5 separate regions of the Homo sapiens genome follow, and all the other regions are linked to region 3. Evidence: chromatin contacts called from ENCODE Hi-C or POLR2A ChIA-PET data. All regions are on one chromosome and are shown on one strand. The core of a region is the stretch at or near the end of the contact, and the rest is flanking DNA. Distances in the headings are between cores, read along the strand shown. Region 1 holds the start of KREMEN2 (kringle containing transmembrane protein 2). Region 2 overlaps GREP1 (glycine rich extracellular protein 1). Region 3 holds the start of LINC01569 (long intergenic non-protein coding RNA 1569). Region 4 holds the start of PKMYT1 (protein kinase, membrane associated tyrosine/threonine 1). Region 5 holds the start of THOC6 (THO complex subunit 6).

Evidence for each region. A loop is a pair of places that touch in the nucleus more often than their neighbours do. ChIA-PET counts read pairs that join two places held with the same protein, here RNA polymerase II (POLR2A). Pooled maps may share reads with other maps.
Region 1: a pooled map shows a loop between it and region 3 (6-fold over the local background). The contact joins the promoter of KREMEN2 here to the promoter of LINC01569 in region 3. A Hi-C loop is called at or near these places in 5 of 50 pooled maps.
Region 2: a loop to region 3 is called in a pooled map, with 7 times the contacts of the local background. The contact joins the enhancer-like site here to the promoter of LINC01569 in region 3. A Hi-C loop is called at or near these places in 1 of 50 pooled maps. POLR2A ChIA-PET finds 5 or more read pairs at or near these places in 2 of 52 experiments (activated CD4-positive, alpha-beta T cell and activated naive CD4-positive, alpha-beta T cell).
Region 4: a pooled map shows a loop between it and region 3 (10-fold over the local background). The contact joins the promoter of PKMYT1 here to the promoter of LINC01569 in region 3. A Hi-C loop is called at or near these places in 4 of 50 pooled maps.
Region 5: a map of naive thymus-derived CD4-positive, alpha-beta T cell shows a loop between it and region 3 (12-fold over the local background). The contact joins the promoter of THOC6 here to the promoter of LINC01569 in region 3. A Hi-C loop is called at or near these places in 1 of 168 maps with a recorded cell type or tissue (naive thymus-derived CD4-positive, alpha-beta T cell) and 8 of 50 pooled maps. POLR2A ChIA-PET finds 5 or more read pairs at or near these places in 2 of 52 experiments (BJ and PC-9).

What each region holds. Positions count from the first base shown.
Region 1 is chr16:2,961,717-2,966,503 of GRCh38, reverse strand. It overlaps KREMEN2 (kringle containing transmembrane protein 2), which reads right to left and starts at 2,229. Exons shown (of 9, transcript NM_172229.3): 1 at 1,890-2,229; 2 at 1,471-1,645; 3 at 273-364; 4 at 55-179. The coding sequence starts at 1,983. RefSeq lists enhancers at 731-850, 453-1,412, 3,381-3,510, 2,997-3,994, 3,995-4,787 and silencers at 1,211-1,580, 1,651-1,900, 2,431-2,510, 3,061-3,190, 3,221-3,300.
Region 2 is chr16:3,001,283-3,006,271 of GRCh38, reverse strand. It overlaps GREP1 (glycine rich extracellular protein 1), which reads right to left. Exons shown (of 29, transcript NM_001396456.1): 28 at 4,938-4,989; 29 at 4,261-4,711. The coding sequence ends at 4,686. Among named protein-coding and RNA genes, the nearest start is that of CLDN9, 9.1 kb to the left of the region's middle. RefSeq lists enhancers at 10-304, 2,110-2,404, 1,551-2,509, 4,256-4,792 and silencers at 1,966-2,055, 2,066-2,165, 2,110-2,404, 2,152-2,445. Within about 2 kb of position 1,436, at least 13 of the 41 ENCODE cell types and tissues checked have a DNase peak (open chromatin) inside an H3K27ac peak, as active enhancers do.
Region 3 is chr16:4,251,890-4,256,908 of GRCh38, reverse strand. LINC01569 (long intergenic non-protein coding RNA 1569) reads left to right here and starts at 3,120. Exons shown (of 3, transcript NR_039999.1): 1 at 3,120-3,262; 2 at 4,875-5,019. RefSeq lists a silencer at 2,852-3,111 and enhancers at 3,342-3,551, 3,616-4,238.
Region 4 is chr16:2,978,287-2,982,888 of GRCh38, reverse strand. PKMYT1 (protein kinase, membrane associated tyrosine/threonine 1) reads left to right here and starts at 2,443. Exons shown (of 9, transcript NM_004203.5): 1 at 2,443-2,603; 2 at 2,977-3,241. The coding sequence starts at 3,232. RefSeq lists enhancers at 1-79, 1,124-2,000, 2,001-2,876, 2,877-3,753 and silencers at 2,110-2,469, 2,480-2,709.
Region 5 is chr16:3,021,318-3,026,603 of GRCh38, reverse strand. THOC6 (THO complex subunit 6) reads right to left here and starts at 2,569. Exons shown (of 13, transcript NM_024339.5): 1 at 2,239-2,569; 2 at 781-896; 3 at 616-680; 4 at 438-541; 5 at 316-353; 6 at 191-239; 7 at 17-88. The coding sequence starts at 2,277. It overlaps HCFC1R1 (host cell factor C1 regulator 1), which reads left to right and starts at 2,662. Exons shown (of 4, transcript NM_017885.4): 1 at 2,662-2,757; 2 at 3,074-3,130; 3 at 3,243-3,371; 4 at 3,606-3,979. The coding sequence starts at 2,663. The coding sequence ends at 3,741. TNFRSF12A (TNF receptor superfamily member 12A) reads right to left here. Exons shown (of 4, transcript NM_016639.3): 2 at 5,285-5,286; 3 at 4,915-5,049; 4 at 4,221-4,833. The coding sequence ends at 4,778. RefSeq lists enhancers at 2,247-2,556, 1,946-2,589, 2,590-3,234, 3,217-3,316, 4,525-5,168 and 1 more and silencers at 2,627-2,826, 5,148-5,286.

The DNA of each region.
Region 1 (4,787 bases), core at 980-3,479, 1.3 Mb after region 3:
GTGTGGTCTTTAGGTCCAGGTCAGGGGTCACTGGTCTGGGCCCGTGAGCAGTACCTGGTACCCCTTCATGCGGCAGAAGCGTAGGCACACCTGGACCGTGAGCTTCGTGGAGGTGCCGCTGGGGCCGCTGAGGGCTGGGGGTGCCCCTGAGTCCACAAAGCATCCCAGGTAGCCTGGCACTGAGGGGGCAGAGTCAGACTTCCGTGACTCCGAAAACAACCCTCCTCCCAGATGCAGCAGCGTTCCCACCTCTGTCCAGCCGCGCTACTCACTGTGACAGGAGGGGATGTCGCAGTAGCGCCAGTAGATGCCCTCCTCTGTCTCAGCCACGTAGCACCACGGCTGCACGTCACCGTCTGGGTTACTGCGGGTGGGAGGGAGGTGGTGGGGCTCCCACCACCCCAAGAATAGCAAACCCAGGCCCGGCCCCGCAGCCTATGCTCAAAGTGGCCTTCAAGGCTCTGTGCCTGTGAGCGGCTGTGCTGCCTGCTGTACACCCACAAATTCCAGTTTTGTCTACGCAGAACTCTGCCTGATGAAGGAACTGGACGTCGACTTCCGAGTGGACAGCGGGAAGTCATTAAAGGGGACTTGAGAGCTGTTTTTAGGCTTCAGCTGTTGCTAGACTTGACTCCATATATGAGGACTTTGAGGCCATCTGTATTCTTCACCCCCACCCGGCATGGGCCTCAGCCACTTCCGTCCCTCAAACCCCACTTTTTTTTTTTTTTTTTGAGACGAGTCTCGCTCTGTCACCCAGGCTAGAGTGCATTGGCGCGATCTCTGCTCACTGCAAGCTCCGCCTCCCGGGTTCAAGCGATTCTCCTGCCTCAGCCTCCTGAGTAGCTGGGATTACAGGCGCCCGCCACCATGCCCCGCTAATTTTTTGTATTTTTAGTAGAAATGGGGTTTCACCATGGTAGCCAGGCTGGTCTCGAACTCCTGACCTCAGATGATCCGCCTGCCTTGGCCTCCCAAAGTGCTGGGATTACAGGCTGAGCCACCGCGCCTGGCCTCCAACCCCACTTAAAAGCAGAAGTGAGCTCCTGAGCTTTGCGGCTCTCCTCCCGCTGGGTCCATCCTGCCTCAGACCGTAGCTGTGGCTCTGAACCCCAAAATAAGTTGTATGACAAGAGCCCCACTCTGACAAGGCCCCGCCCATTCGGCCCCCGCTCTGACCAGGCCCCGCCCATACGGGTCCTTTGAGTGCCCAGGTCCGTTTCTCTCCTGGCCCTGAACTGGAGCTCTGCAGAAATTGTTCACCTGAGGAGGATCCCTTTTGCGCCAGGGTTCCGCGCGCCCCGCCCCGCCCCGCCCCGCCCCTCATTCTGGCCCCGCCCCCAGGTTCTCCAGGAGGCTGGGCTGCCAGTCCACGGCAGACCTCCACCCCGCCCGCACGGAGGCCCCGCTTCGGGCCATCCCTGCAATGGTGAGCCCAGCCTCGCCCCCAGCGCAGGCCCCGCCCCTCACCGGCAGAAGTTGTGCGCGCCCAGCCCCCAGCGGCCGTGGGGGTCGCTGGCGCTGCTGTAGCTGTGTTGCTGCGTCTGGTCCCAGAAGAGGCACGGGCGGCCCGCCCCGCGCGGGCCAGTGCGGTTCTGGTGGCCGCGGTAGTCAGCCCCATTCACCTGGAAGCATTCGGACAGGCCTGCACGGCAAAGGCAGGGCCTGGGGAGGTCCGGACCCACGCCGGGCATCCTCGCGCCCCTACGCCACCTCCCGCCTGGGTCCCCAGCCAGCGACCCCGCACCCGCCCCTGCAGGAGCCCTCGGGCTGCTCAGCTGCTCCGGCCACCTGCTCTGTCCCCCTCCCTAGCCTTGGGGGCCTGGCCCTGGGGGCGGAGGCCGAGGAAGGGGTGGTGAACACGGCCCGACAGCCGTGCGGGGACTTACCTGGACTGTGCAGGCTCCCAGCCGAGGCCCCACGCGGCTGCAGCAGCGGGAGGAAGAGGAGAAAGAGGAAGCCCTGCAGGGCTTGTGTCCCCATCGCTCTCAACCAAGGATAGGTCACCCTCGCCCGGACACGGCCCGGGCTGCCCCCGGGGTCGCTTCGGGGTCTCCCAGGAGACCTAGGGGGCGTTGTCCTCTGACAGTCTCCCCTCGTCCGACTCTGAGCCGCGCTTTCCGTCTGGGGTGGGTAAATCTCTCCTGGGGGTCTTTGCCTCCCAGGGCCTCTGCCCCTAGAGGCGTCTCTCTGTCCCTGTCCCTACCCGGGTCTCTCCGGGGGGAATCTGGCCGGGGGCGTTCTCAGTCTCTGTCTCAGCGAGCTCTGGGCGGTGCCTCAGCCTCTACGCCCGCCCCCTCCCACTGAGCCTAGCTCTCGGCGTCTCCCTCGCCCAGGTCTCCAACGGGCTGACTCCTGCCCGCCTCGCATCCCTCCGTGGGTCCCTCCCCCTGGGTCTCTCCCTCCCCCCATGGGAGGCCGGGAAGCCCCGCCCAGCACTGGAGCGGAGGCAGCAGGTCCAGACGCCTCCCACGCCCGTTCCCCCGACCCCGGGCGTCCAGCGCTTCCCGGCCCCCTCTCCCTCAGGTCGGTGCCGGTTCAAGTGGGAAGGTGTGGAGGGGGACAGGCGGGGCAAGCGGACGGAAGGCCCTTAAAATGGGAGATACAGAACCCCCTCACGTGGTCGCACGCGCCCCAGGACACCCGGAATGTCCGAGTTACAAGCGCCCTCCTCCCAGTGCACGCACGCGCTCGCACTCTCTCCCATTCATTGCCAGGCGCTCACGCGCACACTTTCTTCGGATCCGCACGCCCCTCCCGCCCCTGGTCCAGATGCCGCTGGCCTGACGGAGGAAGCTCCACTCCCTGCCCCCGCGCCCACGAGACAGGCGGGAGTCGTGGACGCTCAGTCCGGGACAGGCAGGGGCAGCTGGTGTCTGGGGAGAAAGGCAGCTGCGCCCCAGGTCCCAGTCTGTCCCCTCCTCCTCCCCCTGCCCCGCCCTTCCCTGGGACCCCCAGCCCAGACTCTCCCGAGCCTTCACACTGCAGTGGAATTCCCCCAGCCGTGCCCCCCACCTGGCGGGGGAGGGGGAGGGGAGCAGGCCCAGGCAGGCGTGGGGGGAAATTCCCCGCCCCCTCCCCCTGGGCCCGACTCCTCCGAGTCCTCTGATCTCCCAGCGCCACCCGCCCGCTGCCCCCAGGGCTTGGGGGGAGGCCAGCGCAGGTGCGTGGGAGGGCGGAGGCGGGGGCCGGGGGAAGGAACTGGTGGGGGCCGGGCGCCCAGAGCGGCCCCGCCCCGCCCAGACCTCTTTGCCCCTCAGTCCAGCCTGCCCAGCCCGCACCAGGCCCTCGCCAAGCTGTCGAGCCCAGGCCGACCAGTCCCCGCCCTGCAGCCCCCACACCGTCTCTGCCCCGGTGTCGATGGAGAAGAAAGATGGGGTTCAGGGAGGTTCTGTCAGGCCCAGGCACCCACTGCGGTGCTGGGACCCGCGAGGATCTTCCAGCTGGCGCCTCACGCGAGTGTGCTCTGGAGGAGGGGCGTGGAGCCGAGGTGGGGGCATTTGAAGGAGATGGACTTGCTGAGACTCTAGGCCAGGGTCCTGGTCGCCTCCTCCGGGAGCCCTCTCAGAGGCCAGGCTGGCCCGGCTCACTGAGCCCTGAGCTGGGGCCTCCAGCACCCACGGGCTCCCTGGAACCCAACTGCGCTTCCCGACGAGGGAGCATCCGGGACCACCTGTCTGCCCGGTTTCTCTTGGCGGGGGCTCAGTGAAGTCCTCCCGGGCTCCAGTCCACAGAGGATGTCCTAGGGGCAGGCCTGCACAATGGCGGTGCGTGGGGAGCTTCACCCCCACAGCCACAGCCATCTGAGGATGGGGCAAGGTGGCGACAGGGACAATTAAGGACTCTGTGCGGAAAGGGGGCCGGCTTGGGACGCTGGTGGAGGAATCAGCCCCTTCCCTTGAGAGAGTAGGGTCTGAAAGAACCGTCCCTCTGTCCCTGGCACTGTGACACCCGGTTCGGTTGGCCCAGGCCTGTCTCCTCCAGAGGGGGCAGGGGGTGAGAGGAAGTGGGTGCTCAGTGCTGAGGCTGGGGCACTGAGATGGAGTGGGGTGGAGTATCCCTGCGGCAAACTTCAGTCTCAGGTCACTCACGGAAACTTCCAGAACTAAGAAGCCCACCCCCCACCACTTCCCCAGCATTTGGCACTCAGGGCTCTGCAAGCAGCGGCATGTCTGCCCTCCTGACGCCCTGCGAGAGGGGACAGGCTCATCTCCCCATTCTGCAGATGGGGCGCAGAGGTGGTAACTGGGTGACTCGTGGGCGTCACCAGCTATTAAGCGTTGGAACTGGGCTTCAAGCTCCGCCTGGTCTGATCCAGGGGCTGGGCGCTGATTCATGCCTCCATGTCGCTTCCAGGGTCTCTGATTCTTCAGGGACCTCTGGGCACACAGAGATACTCTCTCACATGCTCTGAGGGGCTCCTCACCCCTCGAATGTCGTTGCCGCCAGCTGACACTTTGGAAGCAGGATCTCCAGCAGCCCATTTCACAGACAGGGAGACTGAGGCCAGACTGGGGCAGGGGTCGGCCTGGGGTCCCTAGGGCCTGACAGGCTTGGCATGTCATCTCTGAGGGAAGCAGATGCACAGGTGCAGATTGGCCACATGGGGGCGGCAGAGAGAAAGGAGCCAAAGAGGTAGGTGCAGAAGCAACCCAGGGGCCAGCCTGGCATTTCTCTCCTATGGGACATGGAACACAGGATTTGCCCTGCCCAAGTAGGGAGAAGGTGAGAAGTTGGGGGACCTGGGCAAGAGGAGGGACCAGGCCACTTTGCCCCAGTCAGCCCCC
Region 2 (4,989 bases), core at 187-2,686, 1.2 Mb after region 3:
AGAAGAGCCCACTGAGAAAGAATTTTCGCCTGATTACCTGAGCTCAGGCCACCTAGGGAACAAAGAGAACTTTATTAAGTTGTAGAGGCTGCACAGAAACTGGCAGGTGGGGTGCAGGCAAAGCTGGAGAGAACAGGAGCTTCCTCTCAGGGCCCAGCCCGGGTGGGGGTGGGGGAAGCTCTCCTGTCCCATGGGGATGACTTCACAGCCCTTGCATGTGACCCTTGGGTCCAGTATCGATCCCCACCACTGCTTCCCTGGTGCGCACAGCCAGCCCGACCCCTGGATCTGTTTCAGTTGAAAATTTGACTTCTGAAGACTTTTCAAAGGCCGGGCGCAGTGGCTTATGCCTGTAATCCCAGCAGTTTGGGAGACGGGCGGATCACCTGAGGTCTGGAGTTTGAGACCAGCCTGACCAAAATGGAGAAACCCCGTCTCTACTAAAAATAGAAAATTAGCTGGGCGTGGTGGCGCATGCCTGTAAACTCAGCTACTCAGGAGGCTGAGGCAGGAGAATCGCTTGAACCCAGGAGGCGGAGGCTGTGGTGAGCCGAGATTATGCCATTGCACTCCAGCCTGGGCAACAAGAACGAAACTCCGTCTCAAAAAAAAAAAAAAAAAAAAAAAGACTTTTGCGGCAGGATCAGAATTTTCAAGAGCCATACACTGAGGATGGCCTTAGCCATGGCATCCAGACCCTTTATTTATAAGAGAAATGAAATATTTGGATATAGTTAAAGCACTTTAAACTTTTTTTTTTTTTTTTGAGACGGAGTTTAGCTCTTGTTGCCTAGGCTGGAGTGCAATGGCACCATCTCGGCTCACCCCAACCTCCGCCTCCCGGGTTCAAGCGATTCTCCTGCCTCAGCCTCCCGAGTAGCTGGGATTACAGGCATGTGCCACCACGCCCGGCTAATTTTGTATTTTTAGTAGAGACAGGGTTTCTCCATGTTGGTCAGGCTGGTCTCAAACTCCTGACCTCAGGTGATCCGCCAGCCTCAGCCTCCCAAAGTGCTGGGATTATAGGCGGGAGCCACCGCGCCCGGCCCAGCACTTTAAACTTTTGTTTTCATACCCTTGATCCCCATTTCCTTGGACACGTGCTGTGGGCCCCGCCCGCTGCCCTGATCACTAGCCAGGTTATCAGCCCAGGGGACGGGTTACATTCTCAAATAACCTAGCAAGAGGCCTGCTGGAGGGCAGCAGGGGAAAATGGAAGACCCGAATCTTTAGACAAGTCTATTTTCAGACTCGCTCCTTTCTCTACCAAACCTGAGCTGCTTCCGATTCTCCTTCTCTCTTCCCCAAACTGGGCTCTAACCCCCGTCCTCTGAATCCATGCCCGGGGAAGGTGGCTACGGGCACTGGCCCTGTCGGGGGCTGCCTACTCACCCGCCGCGGGAGGGGCCAGGTCAGCAGGGCGGCGACAGGAAGAAATGCGGGGACAGGGGCACGGGCGGTGGCAGGGGAAAGGCGGACAGCAGCCATGGGTCGCGGGTCTCGGGGGCCGTCAGCAGGCTGAAGGGAGAGGGTCGCGCGGGCAGCGGCGGAAGCGGATGCGGCGGCGGCTCGGAGACCAGGGGCGGGCGGACGAGCGCGCCCACGGGCCCAGGGGCTGAGGCGACGGCGGACACGGGCAGCGGAAGCAGCGGTAGGAGCGCGGGCGGAGCGCGCGGGCGCGGGCAGGCGCGGCAGGTCCTGCAGTGCGAGCACGGCGGCGGAGAGCGCGGGTGAGCAGGCTTCGGGCGGCAGCTCGGGCAGTGCCAGATGCGCGCCGGGGCCCCAGGGCGCCAGCGGCTCGGGCCGCAGCGGGAGCGCGGGCAGCGGTGGCAGCTCGGCCAGGGCGAGAGCGGAGGGCGTCGGCGGCCCGGGGCTCAGGCCGGGCGGCAGGCCGGGCAACGGCGGGTGCGGCAGGGACGGCGGGGGCAGCGGGGTGGGCGGCAGCGTCGAGCGGGCCCGGCCCAATCGCGAGTGGGCGCGGGCGCGGGCGAGCCGCGGGTGCGAGCTGGAGCGGGGCAGCCGCGCCGCCAGCTTGGCTGCGGCCGCCACCCCGGTTGCGGCCGCCAGCCCAGGGCCCCAGAGCGCGCCGCCAGCCGTGACCTGGTACCTCGGGAGGTGGCCAAGCGCCGCACTCCGAGCGGCCCAGCCAATCGCAGATGCTCGCCGCCGCACCCCAACCAATCACGGGCCAGTGCGCTCGCGGTCTACGGGTCCCACCCGGCAGCTGTCAAGGGCTACCCTTGGCAGCCAATCAGAGATATGAGCGCGCTCCGCCAAGTTCTTCTTCCCGCCCTCTCCTGGTCCCAGCCAATCGCTGTGTCCCAGGTGCCGCAGCTGCTCCCCGCCCTCAGCTAGCCTGGCTATCAGGCGCTGCACACGCGCAGTGGGCGCCCCCACCTGGCTTGAGGATCTGCGGATTCGCTGCGACACCGAGGCGCGGCGCCTCACCAATTTTTTTTTTGTTTGTTTTTTAGGTGGCTTTTTTGGGGACTGAGCCCCTCACTCTGGCGCCCAGGCTACATTGCAGTGGCGCGGTCTTGGCTCAGTGAAGCCTCGACCTGCCGGACTAAAGCAGTTCTCCCGCCTCAGCCTCCCCAAGTAGCCGGGACTACAGGTGCACGCCACCACACCCGGCTAATTATTATGGTCTTTAAATTTAAAAAAAAAATTTTTTTTAGACGGAGTCTCGCTCTATCCCCCAGGCTGGAGTGCATTGGCGCAGTCTCAGCTGCAACCTCCGCCTCCTGGTTCAAACGAGTCTCCTGCCTCAGCCTCCTGAGCAGATGGGATTACGGGCGCCCGCCACCATGCCCGGCTAATTTTTGTGTTTTTAGTAGAGACGGGGTTTCGCCATGTTGGCCAGGCTGGTCTCGAACTCATGACCTCATGATGCACCCGCCTCGGCGTGCCAAAGTGCTGGGATTACAGGCGTGAGCCACCGCGCCCGGCCTAATTATTATATTTTGTGTAGAGATGGAGTCTCACCATGTTGCCCAGGCTGGTCTCGAACTCCTGGGCTCAAGCGATCCGCCGGCCTCAGTCTTCCAAAGTGCTGGGATTCCAGGCATGACCCACCGCGCCCGCCCCCCGACGCCACCGATGTGGAGTGTGAGATTGTCCTCTCGTTGCTGTTTACCCATTGCAACTCAGGTATGAGGATCCTGTGTGGATGGGTCAAGGTGCACAGATTTCCATTCAGTTATCTTATAAGAAAGATAAAACGATATCACAATTCAAAAGTAAAGTTTGGTGATAATATACTTAGCATTTGTGTTAAAGTTCCTAAGAACAATTGTAAATGACAGATGGGTGCGAATCTGGTAGCTCAGAACAAAAAGGATAAAATGGTCAATCTATTCAAAATTGGAATATAGAAACTTTTTTTTTTTTTTTTTGAGACAGGATCTTGCTCTTTCGCCCATGCTGGAGTGCAGTAGTGCCATCATGGCTCACTGCAGCCTCGATCTCCTCGGCTCAAGTAATCCTCTCACCTCAGCCTCCCAAGTAGCTGAGACTACAGGCATGCGCCACCCTGCCAGGCTAAGTTTTTTATTTGTGGAGATGGGAGTCGCCGGGTGCGGTGGCTCACGCCTGTAATCACAGCACTTTGGGAGGCCGAGGCGGGCGGATCACGAGGTCAGGAGGAGATCCAGACCATCCTGGCTAACATGGTGAAACCCCGACTCTACTAAAAGTACAAAAACTTAGCTGGGCAGGCGCCTGTAGTCCCAGCTACTTGGGAGGCTGAGGAAGGAGAATGGCATGAACCCGGGAGGGGGAGCTTGCAGTGAGCCGAGATTGCGCCACTGCACTCTAGCCTGGGCGACAGAGCGAGACTCCGTCTCAAAAAAAAAAAAAAGAGAGAGAGAATCAAGAGAGTCAAGTCGATTATGTTTCTAATTGTTGTTTGAGATGTCTAAGGCTATTTCGTTAATCAGGCATTTAAGGCACGCAAAATATTTAGGGAAAAGTCGAGTTGTGAAATTCGTATTTGTTTTTATTTACTTATTTATTTTTTATAGAGATGGGGGTCTCACTATATTGCCCAGGCTGGTCTTTAAATTGTAGGCTCAAGCAATCCTCCTGCCTTGGCCTCCCAAAATACTGGGATTACAGGCGTGACCCACCATGCCTGGCCGAGCTGTGAAATTTATAAACTAATTAAGCATTCATCAAAGATTGTGAAAGTGAGTTTTACATCCAAATTATTAGTCAATACAATATCTGGAAGGCCACTATAAAAGCTTAAGGAAAATGAGATTTTTATCTAACAACTTTAATAAATCGATTATAAATGAAAACACAAAGAATGAAGTGTTCTTTTCCATGCACAAGGCCCCTAACTTGGATGTGGTTCCCCCGCTAGGCGGTCACCAAGTGATGCCCTCCCTGAGGGCAGGCGTTGATCGAGTCTGTTTTCTTCTCATGATTTCTCCTGTTGGGAACATGGTCCCTGGCACATGGCCTCATTGATGTTTGCCAAATGAATGAATGAGGTGCTGGGTGGTGGCTGCAGGCCCATGCCACTCCCACCCTGGTCAGCAAGCCCCTTGCATGGCACGCGGAGGCAAGCAGGGAAGCACGTTTGTGGTTCTAGCATGGAGGAGACCCCCGGCCAGGCAGCACCAGAGGCCAAGCCCAAGGGTCTGTCTTCCTTGCTGGGCAGGCGAGGGGCATTGCAGTGCTCAGCATTTCCCCAGAGGGCAGCGGCCTGGGAAGACATAGAGCTGGGCTAGGGAGGGGCGGGGCCCTGGTGAGGCCTTGCCCCCTCCTCCCCTCCCAGGGACCTGAGCTTCTGGGGTCAGTCACTCAGCAGCCACCTACAGGTGGCAGAACCTGCTATCCTTCCCAAGGGCTGGGTGTCCCCCAGTATGGCTGGAGGGGTGACCACGGGGGGCCTTTGGGCAGGCGGCTCGGCCATTGCGCCTCCCTCTCACCTCCGTAGCCATTCCCCAGCTGGCCATTGCTGCCTCTCTTCACGTCGGGGCC
Region 3 (5,019 bases), core at 1,871-4,370:
AAACCTGGGAAAGGACACAGGTGTTCAGGGGCCCTGCTTGGTCCCTACGCTTTGGTTAATCCCTAGGTTTTGCCACTTCCTGGGCTTCTGTAACTTCTCTGAGCCTCATCCTCTCCTCCCCTAGGAGGGGAACCCCACCCCCTCCAACCGCACCCCCCCAGCACCCCCCTGCCCCCCCGTGGTGTGGTGTTTAAGTGCTAAGATCCTGGAATTGGTCTGCCAGAGGTCAGTTCCCCCTCTGACAAACCGCTTCCTCTGAGCCTCAATTTCTTCTTCTAAAAATTGGCGATAATAACGGCACAAGGACATTGCATCCTATTGGGGATTGGCATGGTCCTTTATTTCGAGACAGAGTCTCTGTCTCCCAGTCTGGAGTGCAGTGGCGTGATCTCGGCTCACTGCATCCTCTATCTCCTGGGTTCAAGCAATCTTCTTGCCTCAGCCTCTCAAGTAGCTGGGACTACGGGAGTGCACCACCATGCCCAGCTAATTTTTGTATTTTTAGTAGAGACAGGGTTTCACCATGTTGACCAGGCTGGTCTTGAACTCCTGACCTCAAGTGATCCGCCTACCTCGGCCTCCCAAAGTTCTGGGATTAAAGGGATGAGCCACCATGCCTGGCTATTTTTAAATTTTTATTATTATTTTTTGGTGTGAGATGGGGTCCTGCTCTGTCGCCCAGGCTGCAGTGCAGTGTTTTGATCACAGTTCACTGCATCCTTGACCTCCTGGTCTCAAGTGATCCTCCCACCTCAGCCTCCCTAGTAGCTAGGACTACAGGCCTGTACCACAAAGCCTGGCTAATTTTTTTTTTTTTTTTTTTTTTTGAGATGGAGTCTTGCTGTGTCACCCAGGCTGGAATGCAATGGCACGATCTTGGCTCACTGGAACCTCTGCCTCACAGGTTCAAGCGATTCTCCTGCCTCAACCTCCTGAGTAGCTGGGACTACAGGCACCCACCATCATGCCCAGCTAATTTTTGTATTGTTAGTAGAGATGGGGTTTCACCATGTTGGCCAGGCTGGTCTTGAACTCCTGACCTCAGGTGATCCACCCACCTTGGCCTCCCAAAGTCCTGGGATTACAGGTGTGAGCCACCGTGCCTGGCCTGGGCCCGGCTGACTTTTTTATATTTTATTGTAGAGGCAGGGTTTTGCCATGTTGCCCAGGCTAGGCCATGGTCCTTTAAATCCTTCACTCTTCCGTGACCAGAGATCGATTTACACCGTGGTCCCCTCCTATGCCTCATGCTCACAGTGCTGGGTGCTTGGGGACTGAGGCCAGAGCAGAAGGCAGAATCACAGCTCACCCCACGATGACAGTGGACACGAACTCTTCACAGAAAGGCAGGAGTCTGCAGGTTTTCTTGGAATTTTACAGTGAACAATTCAATGGCACTTCATACATTCACAGTGTTACACAGCCTACCTGGTTCCAAAACATGTCCGTCACTCCAAAATGACTCCATGAAGCAGTCACTCCTTCCCCCTCCTCCCAGTCTCCAGCAACCACCTGCTTTCTGGTTTTAATATCTTTTTTAAAAAATTAAAGTAGTTGGCTGGGCGTGGTGGCTCACACCTGTAATCCCAGCACTTTGGGAGGCCGAGGCGGGTGGATCACATGAGGTCAGGAGTTCAAGACCAGCCTGGCCAACATGGTGAAACCCCAACTCTACTAAAATACAAAAATTAGGCTGGGCACAGTAGTGGTTCACGCCTGTAATCCCAGCAGTTTGAGAGGCCGAGGTGGGCGGATCACTTGAGGTCAGGAGTTTGAGACCAGCCTGGCCAACATGGTGGAACCCCGTCTCTACTAAAAATACAAAAATTAGCCTGGCATGGTGGCGAATGCCAGTAACTGTGGTCCCAGCTACTGGTGAGGCTGAGGCAGGAGAATCACTTGCACCGGGGAGGTGGAGGTTGCAGTGAGCTGAGATTGTGCCACTGCACTCCAGCCTGGGTGACAGGGCGACACTCCATCTTAAAAAATAAATAAATAAATAAATAATTTTTAAAAATGAAAGTAGTTACATTTAGTAGAAGTCACACTTTCTGATTTTTGGTTTTGCGTGTTTCCTACACGCAAATGCATAGTTTCCTACCCACCACTATGATCAAGATATGATTTAAAGAAAAAATAAAACAGGCCGGGTACGGTGGCTCACGCCTGTAATTCCAGCACTTTGGGAGGCCAAGGTGGGCGGATCACCTGAAGTCGGGAGTTCGACAGCAGCCTGACCAACATGGAGAAACCTTGTCTCTACTAAAAATACAAAATTAACCGGGCGTGGTGGCGCATGCCTGTAATCCCAGCTACTCGGGAGGCTAAGACACGAGAATCGCTTGAACCCAGGCGGCGGAGGTTGCGGTGGGCCGAGATCGCGCCATTGCACTCCAGCCTGGGCAACAAGAGCGAAACTGTCTCAAAAATAAATAAATAGATAAATAATAAATAAAACCAAAGCAAAATAAAAAAGATATGAATTAGTTCCTTCATTTCCAATGCCCCCCATGCCTCTTGGTGGTCAACCCAGCCCCTAGGAGCCACTGATCTATGTTGCCATAGTCTTACCTGTGACATGTCATAGAAATGGGATAACCCTGCCTTTTGAGCCTGGCTTCTTTGCACTGCAGCCAATTTTCTCTTGCTGAGATTATCCAGCTAAATTTACATAGGATCTGGCCCGGCACAGCGACCCCTTTCGGCCAGGTGCGAAACGGCAGGCCCGACGGTCCCCACGCAGCTCCTAAGAGGATCAACAGAGGGCGCAGTGCGCCCGGAACGCCCAGCCCCTGCGAAAGCGGAGGCTCCTCTCTCGGTCCCTGCGGGACAGCTCAGTTCTCATAGGCCAGAGGCGTGGCTTGGGGGCGGGCCAGGGGAATCCCACCTCCCCTTGCATGCTCAAGCGCGCCGGGCGATGGTAGGCGGTCTCACCCGCAGGCGGTGGAAGTCAGGGGCGCGGCTGCGGCCCCGCCCCTTCCCGGACTCGCCCCGCCCGTCCCCTCGCCGCGCATGTTCCCAGACGCCTCAGGCCATGGCGCGCGCGCTCCCGCCAGCACGCACGTCTGGCCCCGCCCCCGCGCCTGGCGCCCGCGCGCTCTCTCGCACGATCTGCTCCCGGACTCCTTCAGCGCGCTGCCTGCCTGCCCAGGGCCTTCCCGGAGAGCAGGTGACGGCGGCCTCCGGGCATGGAGCTCGCGCTGACGAAAGGTTCTGGAAGCCGCCGTAAAAAGTAATCAAGAAACGGGTGACAGGACTTTTCGTAAGACATTTAATTTTTACCCAGAGTATCCGAAACATTGCCGTGTCAATCTCAGTGCGATGGGAGACTGCCGGCCCCAAGGAGCTGCTCGTCCTTCTGCCGAGTTCCGGCCCGGACCCGCGGAGGAGGAGACCGCCGCGCCGGAGCTCGGACCTGACGTTTTTGTGAAGCACAGGGGGCGTGGGAGGGACCGGATCAATGCGGCACTCAACAAAACCTGTTTTTAAAAGAGTCGTGCTGTGTCGCCCAGGCTGGAGTGCAGTGACGCGATCTCGGCTCACTGCAGCCTCCACCTTCCGGGCTCAAGCGAGCCTCCCGCCTCAGCCTCCTGAGTAGCTGGGATTACAGGCACACACCTCCAGCTCGGCTGTTTTATTTATTTATTTTTTTTTTGAGACGTAATTTAGCTCATGTTGACCAGGCTGGAGTGCAGTGGCGCGATCTGGGCTCACCGCAACCCCCGCCTCCCGGGTTCAAGCGATTTTCCGCCTCAGCCTCCTGAGTAGCTGGGGTTGCAGGCATGCGCCACCACGCCCGGCTAATTTTGTACTTATAGTAGAGACGGGGTTTCTCCATGTTGGTCAGGCTGGTCTCGAACTCCCGACCTCAGGTGCTCCGCCCGCCTTGGCCTCCCAAAGTGCTGGGATTACAGGCGTGAGCCACCTCTCCAGGGCCAAAAGCCTTTTATTGGAGTACTGGGTAACACATTCAGAAGAGGGTGCATAGCTTAGGCGCTCCGTGAATTTTCACAAACTGAACATACACCCAGGTAGCCAACACCCCCAGCAAGCCCCAGAATCCCCTCATGCTTGCTTTCTGCCACTATCAAGCAGTTTGCTTTCTTTCAGATTTTTAAGTTTTGAAATAATTATTGAAATGTACAGGGAGAAGTCTGGGTTGGTGGTTCTAACCTGTAGTCTCAGCTACTAGAGAGGCTGAAGGGGGAAGATGGCTTTAGCCCTGGATTTCTAGACTAGCCTGGACAACATAGCAAGACCTCATCTCTATTTGTTTTTGAGACAGAGCCTCGGTCTGTCACCCATGCTGGAGCGCAGTGGACCTCCGCCTCCCGGGTTCAAGTGATTCTTCTTTCTCAGCCTCCCGAGTTATTTGGGATTACAGGTGTGCGCCACCACGCCCAGCTAATTTTTTTGTATTTTTAGTAGAGACGGGTTTCACCATGTTGGCCAGGCTGGTCTTAAACTTCTGACTTAAGGTGATCTGCCCGTCTCGGCCTCCCAAAGTGCTGGGATTACGACGTCAGCCACTGCTCTTGGCCTATCTTTTTTTTTTTTTTTTTTTTTAAAAGAAAGAGATGTATAGGGAGATCACCCAGTATCCCTCAGTGTTAACATCTTGCATAGCTACAGTTAGCATAGAAGCCAGGTAATTGACATTGGTACTGTACATGGGACTTACTCAGATTTACACGTTTTTTAATGTTTTATGTGTATGTAGTTCTCTATTCTCTACCATTTTTATGAGAGTTCCAGTTGCCTTGCATTCCCACCAGCACTTAGTATTGTCAGATTTATCATTATTTAGGTATTCTGGTAGGTGTATGGTGGAATCTCACCATAGTTTTAATTTCTTCTCTTTTTTTAAAAAATAGGAACAAGGTCTCACCATGCTGCCCAAGCTGGTCTGAAAACTCTTGTCCTCAGGCAGTCCTCCCACCTCGGCCTCCCAAAGATCTGAGATTACAGGCATGAGCCACCACACCTGGCCTTGGTTTTAATTCCTGTCACAGTATATTA
Region 4 (4,602 bases), core at 1,194-3,693, 1.3 Mb after region 3:
TTTTAGTAGAGAAGGGGTTTCACCATATTGGCCAGCCTGGTCTCGAACTCCTGAGCTCAAGTGATCCACCTGCCTCAGCCTCCCAAACTGCTGGGGTTACCAGCATGAGCCACTGCACCCGGCCCTCACTGCGGCCTTTAACTCCAGGGATCAAGTGATCCTCCTACTCCAGCCTCCTGAGGAGCTGGGACTACAGGTGTGTACCACTGTGCCTCACTGCTTTATTTCTTCTTTCTTTTCTTTTTTTCTCTCCCTTTCTTTCCTTCCTTCCTTTCCTTTCCTTTCTTTCTTTCTCTTTTTCTTTCCCTTTCTTCCCTTCCTTTTCTTTCTTTTTTCTTTCTTGAGACAGGGCCTTGCTATGTTGCCTAGTCTAGAAAACTATTATTTTTATCCCCATTTTACACACGCAGAAACTGGGGCAGGCAGGATCGCAGCCCTAGTTTCCCTCACACCACGCACTTATCTGCTCCATCTACTTATTTCCATTTACATATATTTATATTACAGCCTTTCCTCACACAGTGAAATTTACATCGGAAGCATGTGTTTCCATGCTTTTTTTTTTTTTTTTTTAATTATCATTGTGAATCAGACTTTAAAAAATGGGCGGTTGGAAGGGGACCTGTTGGGGAGATGGGGCTGGCAGAGGTAGCCCTAGGCAGCTGGGGAGGGGCCTGTGTGTGCCCCAGGCCTCCTGGGGGCCAGTCTGGAGTCATCAACAAGGATCCTGCCTGAGTCACTGGGGCACAGCCGCCAGAGATGCGAAGGACAAGGAAAGGTGCAGGCAGGTGGGCTGCCGCCCCCAGCCAGGATCCCAGCCTCTCCTCCCCCACACTGCTGCTCCATGCACAGAACGTTTACAGAGGGTGCAGGAACTGAATGGGTGGGAAGCTTTGCAGTCCATGACCTGTCAGAGACTTGGGGAGGATGGAGGGTTTGGGGGACTGGTTCTGGAGGCCAGGGCTAGAAGGAGCAGGTAGTCAACAAGTAAACTCACAAACAAAAGATAGAACATCGGACAGAGATCAGGGCAATAGCAAAAATAAGGCGGAAGGAGAGGTGAGAGTGAGAAGGCCAGCGTTTGGGGGAGGGTTGGCCGGAAGCGTACTCCTCCCACCCAGTTAAACAGATAAAGAGCCCCTCGGTGAGGGAAGGAACAATCCCTAGCCCGACTTGCTCCGCGAGGGCCCCTGCTAATCACTTTAGGGGATCATCCCAGCGTCCTCAGCTGTTTTTTTTTTTCCAGGAGAGGAGACTAATCCGAAGCTCAGAAAGGCTCAGTGCATTCCCAAGGTCGTTCAGCCAGGAGAGCGCTGAAGGGATCTGAGCTGAGAGCAAGTCTCAAACTCAGAGAATGGAGGAGCTGCCCCGGAAGTGGCTGCTCGAGGCTGCAGTGAACTATGATCCTGCGGCCAATCGCGGTGGCTCACGCCTGTAATCCCAGCCTTCTGGGAGGCCGAGGCGGGCGGATCGCTTGAGGTCAGAAGTTCGACACTAGCTTGGCCAACATGGTAAAACACCGTCTCTACAAAAAAATGCAAAAATTAGTTGGGTGTGGTGGCGCGCGCCTGTGGTCCCAGCTACTCAGGAGGCTGAGGTGGGAGGAACGCTTGAGCGGGGGAGGCGGAAGTTACAGTGAGTCGAGATCGCCCCACTGCACTCCAGCCTGGACAACAGAATGAGACCCTGTCTAAAAATAAAATACATGAGCCGAGTGCGGTGGCGCGCGCCTGTGATCTCACATACTCGGCAGGCTGAGGTTGGGAGAACCGCCTGAACCTGGGGACTGCACCACTGCATTCCAGCCTTGGTGACAGTGAGACCCTGTCTAAAAAAAAAAAAAAAAGTATCTGAGGCCTGTTGGCAGGGAAGCTGCAGGCAGGCGAGGTCAGGCCAAGCAGAGTCCTGCCTATCTGGAGAGCTTCCTGGAAGAGGCGGCTTTTTCTGGCTCCCGAAGCCGTGCGCTAGGGGTTGGGGGTCGTGCGTCTGGCCTCCCACCGCGACCCTGGTTCAGAACACGGCCGGAGTGAGAAGGGGGGTGCCGGGACCCAGGAGGCCGTAGGGACTTCCTGGTCCTACCCGGAGTAACCCTGGGGCTACGCCTGCTCCGAGCACCGGGATGGCGGTCCCTTTTATGGACCCAAACACTACGCCAGCCCAGCGAGGGCGGTGGGTGTCGGGTGCGAGGCCTGGAGGGCAGTGGGCGTCCCAGGGACTGGGCGGCTGAAGCCCCGCGCAGCGACTCAGAACCAGGCCGCCACCCACGCCCCGGGCCAGCGCGGAGAATCCTGTGCGCCTGCGCAGTGAGCGGCGGGGCGGCTCGGCGGCGCGCACGCAGCACGAGGGGCGGAGCCTCGGAGCCCGGGCACCCCTGACGGGCTGCACTGGGGAGGGGGAGGAGCCTCGAGGCCGGTTTGGAATTTTTGGCGCGAGCAGCTCCGCGCGCGTTCACGGGCCGTTCCCCCTCACGGGAGTCCTCCGCCCGGGCGTCCGGAACAGTCGACGGCAGACTCCGGCCCGCTGAGCCACCCGAGGGGTCCCGTGGCCTCCGCGGACCCGGAATCTGGGCCCTCGCGGACCCGCGCCCCGCCCAGTCGCCCCAGGTGAGCCCAGACCCCGCCGTGAGGGGCCTCGGCGTGGCCACCTCGCCGCTCCCCTCCGCCTCGCCAGGTCTGCGTTACCCCTGCCCCTCAGGCCTCCCCGGCGGCCCGCTCGCGTCCCCTCAGGCCCGCCCCCGCGAGCCCCTGCCTCCCGTCCTCCCCAATTCCTGGTTCCCTTGCCTCGAGCCCCTTCCCAGCGGCGGTCCCGCCCTACTCGCCCCTCCCGGAGACCCCGCCTGCTGTCCATCAACCCCGCGCCGCCGCCCTCCCCGTGACAGTCCTTCCTCCGTGACAGCCCCTGCCCCGGGACAGCCTCTCTTCTTCTGCAACAGCCCCTCTTCCCTCGTGACAGCCCGTCCACTGCTCTGTTCGCCAGGGCTTCCCCACACCCACGGAGTGAAGTCAGCCGCGGCCCTGCCTGGGAGGAACTTACCGTCTACCGGGAAAGGTGGCCAGCAGATGTGTCGGGCCTGGTGAGAGGGTGAGGCGAGACGGCCCGATCGCCCAGGGCCCCGGAAGCTGCGGAGGTCACCCCCGCCTGGCCTTAGCTCAGGGACACCCTGGATTCACGTGGGAGCCCCTGCTCCTGCCTCCCCCGTCCCACCACTGAGGCTGTTGGGCCAGGCCAGTCATGCTAGAACGTAAGTCGTAGGGCAGGGACGGTGGGAGAACTGGGTTAAGATGCACAGGCCCAGGTCCCCGAGTGTGCCAGGGTTGGGCCTGGAGGCTGTGCTTGTGACCAGTGACCTCCAGGATCCCAACACCCTGGCTCCTGACTTGGAGAAACCCTGGGCTGGGACTCTGAGGTAGTTAGAGTCAGAGGAAGAGTCTCCACAAGATGGAGGGCAGCCTGCCAGCCAGGCCCAGGTAGCATCGCTCCCCTCACCCCTGTACTCCCTCAGGTACTGGAGACTGCTCTTTTTAATTTTTTATTTACTATTATGTATATTTTTTTGAGATGGAGTTTTGCTCTTGTCGCCCAGTTGGAGTGCAATGCCGCAATCTCGGCTCACCGCAACTTCCACCTCCTGGGTTCAAGCATTTCTCCTGCCTCAGCCTCTGAGTAGCTGGGACTACAGGCATGCACCAGCACGCCCGGCAAAAATTTGTATCTTTAGTAGAGATGGGGTTTCACCATGTAGGCCAGGCTGGTCTCGAAGTCTTGACCTCAAGTGATCCACCCACCTTGCCTCCCGAAGTGCTGGGATTACAGGCGTGAGCCACCACACCCAGCCGCTCTATTGTTTTTTATAATACTTTGGTGCACCAGCCTCACCAACATGGTGAAACCACATCTCTACTAAAAATATAAAAATTATTCTAGTGTGTTGGCACACGCCTGTAATCCCAGCTACTCAGGAGGCTGAGGCAAGAGAATTACTTGAACCTGGGAGTCGGAGGCTGCAGTGGGCCGAGATCATACCACTGCACTCCAGCCTGGGCAACAGAGTGAGACCCTGTCTCAAAAACAAACAAACAAACAATACCTTGGGGCATAAAGTGTTCCACGGTCCAATCCAATTAAATTTTTTTTTTTTTTTGAGACAGAGTCTCGCTCTGTTGCCCAGGCTGGAGTGCAGTGGCATGATCTTGGCTCACTGTAATCTCTGCCTCCCAGGTTCAAGCAATTCCCCTGCCTCAGCCTCCCGAGTAGCTGGGACTACAGGCATGCACCACCACACCCAGCTAATTTTTGTATTTTTAGTAGAGATGGGGTTTCACCATGTTGGCCAGGCTGGACTCGAACTCCTCACCTCAGGTGATTTACTCACCTCAGCCTCCTAAAATGCTGGGATTACAGGCATGAGCCACTGTGCCTGGCCAGATCCAATTAATTTTGAGCTCCTTTGACAGGGTGGCTTTTGAGGTCAGTGAGGTTTGTTCTGACAGCAGGCAGGCTCTTCCTAGCTAGCTCTTTCTCCACTTCTCTGTGGTAAACTAGCTGGCCTATGGTTCAGCTGGTTGCCCTAATGCGGGTACCAGTCTCTTCTTAATGGCGCAC
Region 5 (5,286 bases), core at 1,320-3,819, 1.2 Mb after region 3:
CCAGGACCCTGCTCACCGTGAAAGTCCCAGTTTCAAGGTCCATAGTGTGCAACTGACAGTCTCCCCCAGCCAGGATGAGGGAATTCTCCTGTGGAGGAGCAGGATGAGGCAGAAAGTCAATGTCAAATCAGGATAGGCAGAGGGTGAAGGATCAAAGTTTGGACCAAGAACAGTCACATGGGGCTCAGACCTTGGGGACCAGCAGCAAAGCGTTGATCTCAGGCACTTCCAGGCTGGTCCTGGGGAAGGAAAGGCAAGGTCAGTGAGGAAGTGGCTTCACCCTGATGCACCCTCTATCCACGTGGCCCTGCTCACCTGTATGGAGGCTGACGACGCCACAGCTCCTTACAGCCCTTCAAAAGAGAAAATACCAGGTGACCTCAAAGGCTCTCTCTGGGTCCAGGCACCCCAGCCCTTTCCCAAGCTCGACTCCTTACCTTCTTGAGCATCTCCGCCCAAAGCCAGGCCTTCACCTCCCCATCCCCAGCACTAAGCAGATGTCGATCGGTGGAAACCATGCTATAGACGGGCCCATCATGGGCTAAAGAGAAATGCAGAACTGAGTGAGCCAATCCCACCCAAAGTCCTGAAGCCAGACTCCACAGGTATACCCACCTTGGAAAGTCACCACCGGCTTCTTACTTTCCTCTTTGGCTTCTGAGCTCAAAGCAGAGGACAAGCTGCAGGGACAGCGGAGGGGACCCAGGAGTCAGAAACGGGGGCATCCGTCCCATGAGGGCCAAGTGCCAGGGCTAATGGGTGGACAGCGGCAGAGGGTACCTGAAGATGGCAATCTGCCCGTAATTGTTGCCAGCCGCCAGAAACTTCCCACATGGTGAGACGCTCTGGGAGAAGATGGTCATATGGAGCCGCTGCAAGGCCTGGAACACCTCTGTCTGCAGGGAAAGACTGGATGAGGCCTGCCTGGGACGTATGAAACCTCCCATCCACAGATTCCTCCCTGCTTCCCCCAAAACCTGCCAGGCCTCCCACTGTCCTGACTTCTCAGCCTTCTTTTGAGGCGGCCCCGCCCCAAGCCAGCACCTGCCCATGCAGTCCCATGGGTGGCTCCAAGAAGACACTGAAGAAGGGGAGAGTTGAGGTGATGCCTCAGGGACCTCTGAGCAAGCACCCAGGCCTCTCCTGCCAGCTTCCTCAACTGACAAATGGAGCTCACAGAAGATTCCATCACAATTAGATGAGCTAGTGTATAGACAAGAGCTTTACATGGGGCTGTCACTCAGTGCTTAAGCCGGGTGTGGTGGTTCATGCCTGTAATCCAGCGCTCTGGGAGGCCAGGAGTTTGAGAGCAGCCTGGGCAACATAGTGAGACTCTGTCTCAAAAAAAATTTAAAAATGTGGGGCCGGGCGCAGTGGCTCACGCCTGTAATCCCAGCACTTTGGCAGGCCAAGGCAGGTGGACCACCTGAGGTCAGGAGTTCAAGACCAGCCTGACCAACATGGAGAAACCCTGTCTCTGCTAAAAATGCAAAATTAGCTGGGAGTGGTGGCGCATGCCTGTAATCTCAGCTACTCAGGAGGCTGAGGCAGGAGAATTGCTTGAATCTGGGAGGCGGAGGTTGCGGTGAACCCAGATGGAGCCACTGCACTCCAGCTTGGGCAACAAGAGTGAAATTCCATCTCAAAAAAAAAAAAAAAAAAAAAATTTGGCCGGGCGTGGTGGCTCACACCTGTAATCCTAGCACTTTGAGAAGCCAAGGCAGGCAGATTACCTGAGGTCAGGAGTTCGAGACCAGCCTGGTCAACATGGTGAAACCCTGTCTCTACTAAAAACACGAAAATTAGCTGGGCATGGTGGCACACGCCTATAGTCCCAGCTACTTGGAGGGCTGAGGCAGGAGAATCGCTTGAACCTGGGAGGCGGAGGTTGCAGTGAGCTGAGATCGCGCCACTGCACTCTAGCCTAGGTGACAGAGTGAGACTCTGTCTCAAAAAAAAAAAAAAAGTGCTTTGCAAGAACTAGAAAATTAAAAAAAAAAAAAAAGTACCTCTACTACCCCAACATAGAAAAACGTACTGATTTATAATTCCTACTCTCTGACTTGCGTTAAGCCCCTGAAGCACTTCTGGGTTACTATCCCGCCCCCCTGGTCAGAGTCTGAGTCCCACAAATAGCCCAGGCAAAACAGGGCTCAGGGCACGATTCCCTGCCCGCCCCGTCCCAGCCATGCGTGAACTACAAACCCCAGAAGGCAACGCGCACCACGTCCGTCTCACCTGACCCAGAGGCACCGCGAGCGGCACAGCTCGCTCCATCTCCAGAACTACAAGTCCCAGAGTGCTCCGCGCGCGACGCAACCTCACGAGGCCTTACGTGCCTAGAGCGGTTCCTCTCCGTGGCGCCCTACCGCCTTCGGCGCGAAGGTGGCTGGTGCGTACCGTCCCGAACCCTAGGAGCCGAGGTGAGCGCCGCGAAGACCCCCGACATTAAGAAGTGGTGTCCACCGCAGCCCCCTTAAGCCGGATACCCTCCCCCACCCCGAGGAGCAAGCCTGCCTTCCGCCACGCGCCGCCCGTCTTCCGCGCCCGCGCAGAACCTCGCGGCTGTGCCCGCCTAAAGCCACGCCCATCCTCTCTTGGCCACGCCCTCAGAGACTCCTCCCCTGTCGCCCAGATCCCACCCGCAGGACCCCAAAACCCAATGATCCTGCAGCAGCCCTTGCAGCGAGGCCCCCAGGGAGGGGCCCAGCGCCTCCCGCGGGCCGCCTTGGGGGTGACTTGGGGCCTGGACGCCAGGTGCGTGTAGGGGACCAGGGTGGGCCTGACCAAGGGCCGCAGGAGCTTTGGCTGGGTGCTCAGGACTGGTCTGCAGGATGAATACGGGGTGGGGCGAATCGGCGGGGCTTAGGCGTGAGCTGAGATGGGACTGGGGCTGCGGCTGAGGGTCGAGACTTCCGAGGTACCCTGCTGGATGGTCCAGGAGAGCGGGGACCGGCACCAGCTGAGACAGGAATGGGCTTGGGGCTCCTGGCTGATGCTGCAGGCTTAGGCGGGCAGATCCTTGGGAAGGGGCCAAGAGGGTGGGGTGCACCAGGCTCTCTTTTTTTCCCAGCTCCCCTCTCCGAGGAGCTGTGCCCATGAGCACCAAGCGGCGCCTGGAGGAGGAGCAGTGAGTTTGGGGGCAGGGAGGGACTCCCAACAAGATCTCTGTCACCTCTGGTCCCCAACAGGCTGCCTCCTGTGTCAGTATCCCAGCCTGCCTCTCTGCCATCTCTCCCCAGGGAGCCTCTGCGCAAGCAGTTTCTGTCTGAGGAGAACATGGCCACCCACTTCTCTCAACTCAGCCTGCACAATGACCACCCCTACTGCAGCCCCCCCATGACCTTCTCCCCAGCCCTGCCCCCACTCAGGTAGGTTCCTCCACTGGCCAGGCCTTCTGCAGAATCACAGGCGGTCCTCACAGCTGACCTCAGGCCCTGCCTCATCGTGCCATTTTTAGCTCTAGCTGACCTCTGGGTTGTTTCCCATCTTGGCTCTTTGGAAAGTGCTGGGAACCCAGGAGCCCCTGGGGACCTGGACCTGGTGGGAGGTGCTCAGCTAGGCCAGCCTCAGCTCCATGCCCTGACAGTCATTTCCTCTTCTAGGAGCCCTTGCTCTGAGCTGCTTCTCTGGCGCTATCCTGGCAGCCTCATCCCTGAGGCCCTCCGTCTGCTGAGGCTGGGGGACACCCCCAGTCCCCCCTACCCTGCAACCCCAGCTGGGGACATAATGGAGCTCTGAGTGCTGGTGGACAGTGCCCCTCCCACCTTCCTTCTTCCCCACAACAGAAGAGACCAGCGACTCCCGCAAAGGGACAAGGTTCCTCCCTCTCCTGCAGAGTAGGCATCTGGGCACCAAGACCTTCCCTCAACAGAGGACACTGAGCCCAACGGAGTTCTGGGATGGGAGGGGTGGGAGCATGGGAAGGGAGGCATCCCACCCCCAAGAAGAACTGAATAAAGATTGCTGAGCAAAGGAAGGCTTCAGTCTGGAACCTGGGGCTTTTGGGGATGGTGGAGAGGGCAGAGGCGCGGGATGCTGGGGTTTCTCCTCAAGATCTTCCCTGGAAAACTGTTAGGGCCAGCCAGGTCCTTGCCGGCTGAGTTCCAGGCATTGAGAATGTGTGAGTCAGAGCCTCACCCCCGCCCCCGCGGCTGGCTGACTCACTCCCTCCCTCCAGCTCAGGGGAGTCAGTCGGGGATCACTGCCTCTCCAAACCATTTAAAGTTAAAGATTCTTTTATTAATAAATTCTCCCTCCCCTCCAAACTCTCCCCAAAATAAATATCTCCTCCCCGCTTTGGGGAGTTGGGGGGGTCTGTATCTTAGGGCCAGCCCTCCTAGTGGGCCAGCCCCCTAGTGTTAAAAATAGGTCCCTAACCCCCCAGGGTGACCCCCGTGGTGGAATTTCAGGACATCTGAGTGAGTGGGGCCTAGTGTCAAGTCTGCCCCCCAAGTCAGCCTGGCCCCCAGGGCCTCTAGGAAGGAGGGCACCCCCCTCCCCTGTGCAAATGCTGCAGTTCCTTAGTCAGTGTCAGCTGTTTTGTGTGAGCCAGCGTGAGGCTCCCTTTCTGTTCTGGAGCCAGAGGCAGGGCAACCAGACACCTTGGAAGGTTCCCCTGAACCCTGGGCCCAGGCCTCAGAGGTGATTCACCGCCCCCCACCCCCCTTGTGGTTGGAGGAGCTTGGCTCCCGCCGCGTCTGGGAGGCAGAGACTGGCTCTAGAATGGATGAATGAATGATGAGTGGGCGAGCCCCGGCTGGCAGGGGGCACATTGTCACTGGATCAGCGCCACAGCTGGGCAGCCCTCTCCGCCGGTCTCCTCTATGGGGGCTGCAAGATAAGAGGTGGGGTCGTCAGCAGCAGAGAAAAGGTCGAGTGCTGACAGGGCTGGGCAGGCCAGGGCACACTTACTGGTGAACTTCTCTCTCCTGCGGCATCGTCTCCAGACCAAAAAGCCAGAAAGCAGCCCCAGCACGAAGGTCAGGCTCAGAGCGCCCCCAAGGATGGGCCAAAGCAGCCGGAAGGGGGCAGGAGGTGCTGCAGCGCCTGGGGGCGGGACTCGGAGTCAGACCTCGCCCCTCTCCAGGCCAGCCCCGCCCCCTAAGACTGAGCCTTCTGCCTTCTCCCAAACGTGGCCTCCTCCCTGACCGGAGCCCCCTCCCAGCTCCCACCTCCTCCCGAATGATTTCCCAGATGCAAAGCTCTCGGCCCCGCTCTGCGCACCAGCCACCCTCCCTCCCAGTCTGGGGTCCGCTGGCCACTGGCCCTGCCCCCCACTCACAG